Regions from separate parts of the Homo sapiens genome. Here region 1 is linked to region 2. Evidence: chromatin loops called from intact Hi-C (ENCODE). Cell type or tissue: endothelial cell of umbilical vein. All regions are shown on one strand. Links, peaks and the distances in the headings refer to the core of each region. The heading gives the core; the rest is flanking DNA.

Evidence for each region. Peaks named below come from ENCODE experiments on the same cell type or tissue, not always from the same donor. Only the 100,000 strongest peaks of a DNase experiment are listed, where the experiment ranks them.
Region 1: it touches region 2 in a loop (2.3-fold over the local background); 4 of 110 quality-filtered maps call a loop at or near these places.

What each region holds. Positions count from the first base shown.
Region 1 is chr5:74,210,755-74,213,673 of GRCh38, forward strand. No RefSeq gene overlaps it. Among named protein-coding and RNA genes, the nearest start is that of LINC01335, 96 kb to the right of the region's middle. In endothelial cell of umbilical vein, for the core only: a CTCF peak has its summit at 1,759 (motif pointing right); a DNase peak (open chromatin) is centred at 1,777.
Region 2 is chr5:74,034,417-74,037,335 of GRCh38, forward strand. It overlaps LINC02122 (long intergenic non-protein coding RNA 2122), which reads right to left. Exons shown (of 3, transcript NR_183289.1): 3 at 1-1,596. It overlaps LOC124901003 (a long non-coding RNA gene), which reads left to right. Exons shown (of 3, transcript XR_007058820.1): 2 at 795-902; 3 at 1,278-1,361. Among named protein-coding and RNA genes, the nearest start is that of LINC02122, 67 kb to the right of the region's middle. RefSeq lists an enhancer at 681-1,880. In endothelial cell of umbilical vein, for the core only: a CTCF peak has its summit at 1,275; a DNase peak (open chromatin) is centred at 1,375.

The DNA.
Region 1 (2,919 bases), core at 232-2,731, 180 kb after region 2:
CACAGACTGAATATCGGGCCCATGGGTAGCAGAAAAGAAGCTCTTTGCCATCTGTTATACTGCATCCTTAAAATGATACCTTAGAAGTAATAGTGAAGGTTCAGAGTCCAGGGGCTGTCACAGAAGAGAACTGGAGATCATCTCAATGTTTCTATAAATGTTGCGCCCTGTGTTAAGGAGACATTCATTCATTCACTTAATAAACAGCTACTGAGAACTTACCATATGCCACCCACTGTGTTAGGACCTGGGATATTGCAAGAAGTAAAAGACAAAAGTCCCTTCCCTTGTGACTCCAGCTGTGTGGGAGATGGGTATTAAGCTAATACACGATAAACGACTAAATCATTTCATGTGTAGGAAGGTGAAAGTGCCAAAGAAAGGACAAACTGAGCATTAGGTAAAGGGAATCGGGAATGCCGGCAGTAGGTGATGAATTTCCACTTAGAATAAGATGGTTGGTCAGGGCTGGCCTTCAGAGTAGGCTCTAATGACCCCCACTTTCTGGTCTTCACACACTGGGGTAGCCCCTTGCACCACCGTGCCACAGTTGGTCTGTGTGGCCAATAGAATAGGGCAGAAATACTGATACATCATTTCTGAATCTAGGTCATAAAATATAATGGCCTCTGCCTTTCTCTTGGGTCACTAAATCTAGAAAAAGCCAGCCACCATATTGTGAGAAGTGCCCAAATGGGGAGGCACCGAGGCCTCCTGCTAACAGCCAGTGCCAGGAGCTTAGAGGACCCTCCTGCCCAGGGAACACTTCAATGACTGCAGCCTGGATGGCACCTGGACTGTGGCTTCCTGAGAGACCTTGAGGCACAGCTACTCATCCGCTCCTTCCAAATTTCCTGATCCACATTAACTATGGGATAATAAATGTTTGTTGCTTTAATCCACTAAGTTTCAGGATAATTCTTTATGCAGCATATGCAGGGTGGGCCTCATTATGAAGCTGGCATCTAAAAGAAACTTTAAAGGAGGAGAGGAAATTAGCTATGTGGTTGTCAGGGGAAAGGTGTTACAGGCAGGGGAAACAGCTGGTGCAAAGGCCCCAGGAAGGAACACACCTGGTGGGTACAATGAGCAGTAAGGTGGCCAGGAATATCCGAGAGGGAGACTGGGAGGCGATGCAGTCAGAGACACGATGGGGACCTTGTGAGCATTGAAATGACTTTGACCCTCACCCTGAGTGAAACGGGCAGCCATTGGAAGGTTTTGTTTTATTTTTTCTGAGACTGAGTCTCAACCTATTGCCCAGGCTGGAGTGCAGTGGTGTGATCTCGGCTCACTGCAACCTCCACCTCCCAGGTTCAGGAGATTCTCATGCCTCAGCCTCCTGAGTAGCTGGGATTACAGGCGCCCGCCACCACGCCTGGCTAATTTTTGTATTTTTAGTAGAGATGGGGTTTCAGCATGTTGATCAGGCTGGTCTGAAACTCCTGACCTCAAGTGATCTGCCCGCCTCGGCCTCCTAAAGAGCTGAGATTACAGGCATGAGCCACCACACCCAGCCCATTGGAGGGTTTTAAACAGAGAGGTGATGTGATCTGAATTAATATCTAGTAAAGATCAGCCCAATCATTTAAGTATTTGAGCCTTTTTCAGAAATCATGCACTGAAATCCGGAAAGAGACATAGCTGCCCTCCTTTCCAAGGGTCCCCAGCAGGGTGACCGGTGCTTGATACCAGTTTCAGTTCTTAAACAAAATTGACTAGTTGCCCTCATCTGTCCCATATCAGCTCTGCTCCTGTAGGGGTCGCCCAACACCCCTCTGCCTTTGGATCATCTTCTAGTGTGGTCTCACCAGCTCCACTAGCCTGAGACAGGACCAGAGTCTCACAGGAGCCACCTTCGGTGGTGGAGCTCTGAAAATACGTGTCTATCAGGACCCTACTTCTGAAGATTGTGATTCAGCTGGCCTGGGATGGGGCTCCACATATGTTTATCTGTACCTGTATGTGCCATCTATATCTATATCCAATGTATAGCTATATCAAATGGATGCCTATAGCTATAGCTTTATTTTTTAAACCCTTCAGATGATTCTAATGCATATGACTGAAAATCCCTTCTATGAGAAGTGTGGAGAGCTGGGATCATGTCACATTTACTCTTGTACCCACATCAGGTCCTGGCACTTGGTAGGTGCTCAGTTTACATGTCGTGAATGAAGTAATTACTCACATTGAAACATGGGAATAGCCCACCCAGGACCTAAGGTCCTGCCTCTGCACTACCCAAGTTAACCTATCAGGACTTGGTGATGTGCAAGGCTCTGGGAAGAATGCAAATTAATGAAAAAGCTTGGTTCCAGTTTTCAAGGAGGAAATCACCTTTTTGGAGTGAGGGGCAGGCACACATGTAATGGGAAAGGTTCAGTCCAACAGAGTATAAAGCAATCATCAAAAGGCAGGATTCCTGGAATAAAAGTGTGAGCTGGAAGAGCAGAGTCTGCGGAATTATTAAAAAATTGTTCTCTAAGTTTTAGGGCCTGTGTGCCCAGGAAGATGAAAATTATTGAGTAGGGTTTAAAGAGAGAATGATCTTGAATTCTAGGCAACAGCAATCTGTTGGAGGAAGATAAGGGGGCCAGTGGGGCAGGTAGATTGAGGAAGGGAAGGGGGATCAGGAGACGGCGTCAGAGACAGAAGGTTGCAGGTTGCTGGATTGGATTTTTAGGCCAATATACTGACTTTGTTTTTTCACTCTGAGTGACTTGGGGAGTCAGCAGATGATTCCGAACAGAGAAGTGACATGCTCTGGCTTCAGTAGGGTAGGGAGAAGGGAGATCAGTTAGGAAATTCTGTGTAATAACCCAGGTGAGAGATAGCAATGGCTCAGATCAGGGTAGTAACTCTGGAAATGGTTAGAATAAAAGGCCATCCCCATTGTGCCATAAATAACAAATAGCA
Region 2 (2,919 bases), core at 146-2,645:
GCTTGTGCTGGACTCCAGTGGTTTCCAGTCCTAGCTGTACTTTAGAAATACCTAGGGAGGTATTAAAAAGTACTCATTTCAGGCACAACACAGACTAATTAATTTAGAGTCTCTGGGATGGTACCTTGACACTGGTATGTTTTAACGTCTGCCCCCTGCCTTGCCCCAAGTGACTCTAAAATGTGCAGGTGGAGATAAGTCCACTACTCTAAGGCAGTGGCAGTTGGAAAGGAGAAGAAGAGGATTTGGACCTGAATTACGTTCCAGGGGTGGGATCCCTAAAAAGGATATAAATCTTAGGACATGAATTTGGCTTTAGTGGGTTTCCTTCCATTCTATATAGCTCTCAAGGTCAAGTGCATTGCTGAGGAATGGACAATAGCCTCTGCTGATCCCTCTGATCTAAGCTGCTGCTGGCACGGCAGCATTGGAGGCTACATCCATTCTCAGCACATTTGGAGTGCAATGATGCTGCAGGAACAAATCGCCCACCTTCCAAATGCCCTGTGAGTGAGTCAGTGCTCAGCAGCATTGGCAAGGCGGAGCGCTGTAACGGCAAAGAAAGGATGACATCTCATATACATGTGTGAACAGGACTGTTTACTCATAGGATGATTATTTTAAAGGAGACGTTTGGTTTTTTAAGGTCCGTAGAAGTTTGTTTCATCGCTAATCGCAGCGGGTGTAGGTGTTAGCTAACATACCGGTAACTGAATGTTCTTAGCAATACTGCAATAGCTTCCCTTAAGGTTTAAAAATTACAATTTGATTTTAATTGCCACCTCTCTTAATAGGTGTTACTCAAACAGGAAGGAAAATGCCACATACTCTTACCAGTTCTTGATGCCAGAGATTACTAAAGCAATTTGGAAAGATATCGAAAAGGTGTTGAGAAAATACAGGTGAATTTTAATACATGATGTGTATTGACATTTTTACTCTAGGTAGCAACAGAGAGACTTCTGTATTGCTGGGGAGGAATTATATGAGATTTTGGCTACGGAGACAGGATTTCTCACTTCTTATTGGCTGAAAAAAAAATAAATGAAGCCATTAGAAGCAGTATTGAAATATTAATCATACCTTCCAAAATTAAACACTCTTTTAAAAATAAAAGTTACACAATCTGTCTTTCACTTCATCTTTGACTTTCATCCCAACACTGGTGGGAGGAAATAAGCTCTGGTTAAAATCAAGACTGAAAGTGACTTTGACTTTGCAGAGAACAGTGTCAAGGCGAAGAACTTGACTGTATCTTCTCTCCCACTTGGGGTCAGTGTTTAGGCACATGAGAGAAGATGAGGAACCAGGACAGGAAATGGCAGCGTTTCCACCAAAGGTCAAGGGGAACATTAATGGGCTACATTCCAGACCCAAGGCTGACGATCTTCTTCAAAGGAGTCAGTGGTGGAAACACAGACTCAGAGCCACTCCCAAAAGGTACGATGAGGTCAGGATCATTGAAGAGAGGCAGTGCACAGGGGGCGTTCGGGTGAGCATCTCTAAAGTTACCTTTCTGGTTGGTCTTTGACATCAAAGTGCGTAAGTCTGCCTTTCATGGGCAGGTAGAAATGCTGTGCAGGTGAAAACAGGCCTCTGGCAAGATAAGAACAGAAATCTTTGAGCTTCAAATTACAGATCTTTATGTTTCACTGAAACTTGTCTTTACAGGGGTGTCAGTCTCCACTGTGACTGACCACAAAACCCTGCAGGAAAGAGGCTGTGGGTTTTCCTGCGTGGTCCCCAGACCCTAATATGCCCATGTGGCTGCCTAATACACATCTCTATTTAAAATGTTCAGAATCTGTGTACTTGGTAAGTAAATTTCAAACAATACCCTTCCTCTCTTCCGCTCCCTGTCTCCAGACCCCCATTTTCCCTCCCTGAAGATAACCACTGCTAGTGCATTTTTAGACTTCCTACCGGAGATAGATATTCTTCTTGCTCCGTTTCTCTCTCTCTCTCCACACGCACACACACTCACACACACACACACATAAATACATATACACACGTAAACATAACATATACATATTTTTACATAGATAGAACTTCACACACTGCTCTGTACCTTGTCTTGTTCCCTCATGTTCACTTATCAATAAATTCTGGAGATCATTCCACGCCATTCCATACAGGACTGATTCAATCTGTGCATGAATGCATAGCACTCCACTGCAGAGGTGAACCACAATCTGTTCAACCAGGCCTCTCTAACTGATGGAATTTAGAGTTTTTCCAGTCTTTGTCAATGCTGCACTAAATGTCTTTGTATAACTATTTTTATGTCTGTGGAAGTATTTCTGAAAGATTAATTCCTGGATATAAAATTTCTGAGTACATGTACTTTAAGTTCTGATTGATATTGACATATTTTCCTTCAAATATCGAGCCAATTCATACTCTATCAAGAATATATGAGGCCTTGAGAATATTAAGTGAAAGAAGGCCACAAAAGACCACAGAATATATGATTCCTATATCATGAAATATCTAGCATAGGCAAATCCATACAGAAATCGATTAATGGTCACCAGGGGTTGGGGGAAGGAAGGAGCTAAAGAGTAAGTGGTATTGGGTGCAGGATTTCATTTCGGTGTGACGAAAATGTTCTGAATTCAGATAGTGGTGATGCTCCTACATCTATAAATATGCTAAACCCCACTGAATTTTATACTTTAAACGGATGAATTTATGATATGTGAATTCTATCTCGATAAAGCTCTTATTTTAAAAAATGCATGAGAGTACCTGTGCCTTCCACTCCCCTATTGACAGTGTATGTTCACACTTTTTCATCACCATTCTAATTACAACATCTTGCTTCATTCCTTCTAAAGGAGGACTAAGCAGGAAAGAAATAGATTGAACGGGCCAACCAGGTATTTTAGGATTTGGGCTGTCAACTTTATAGTCTAA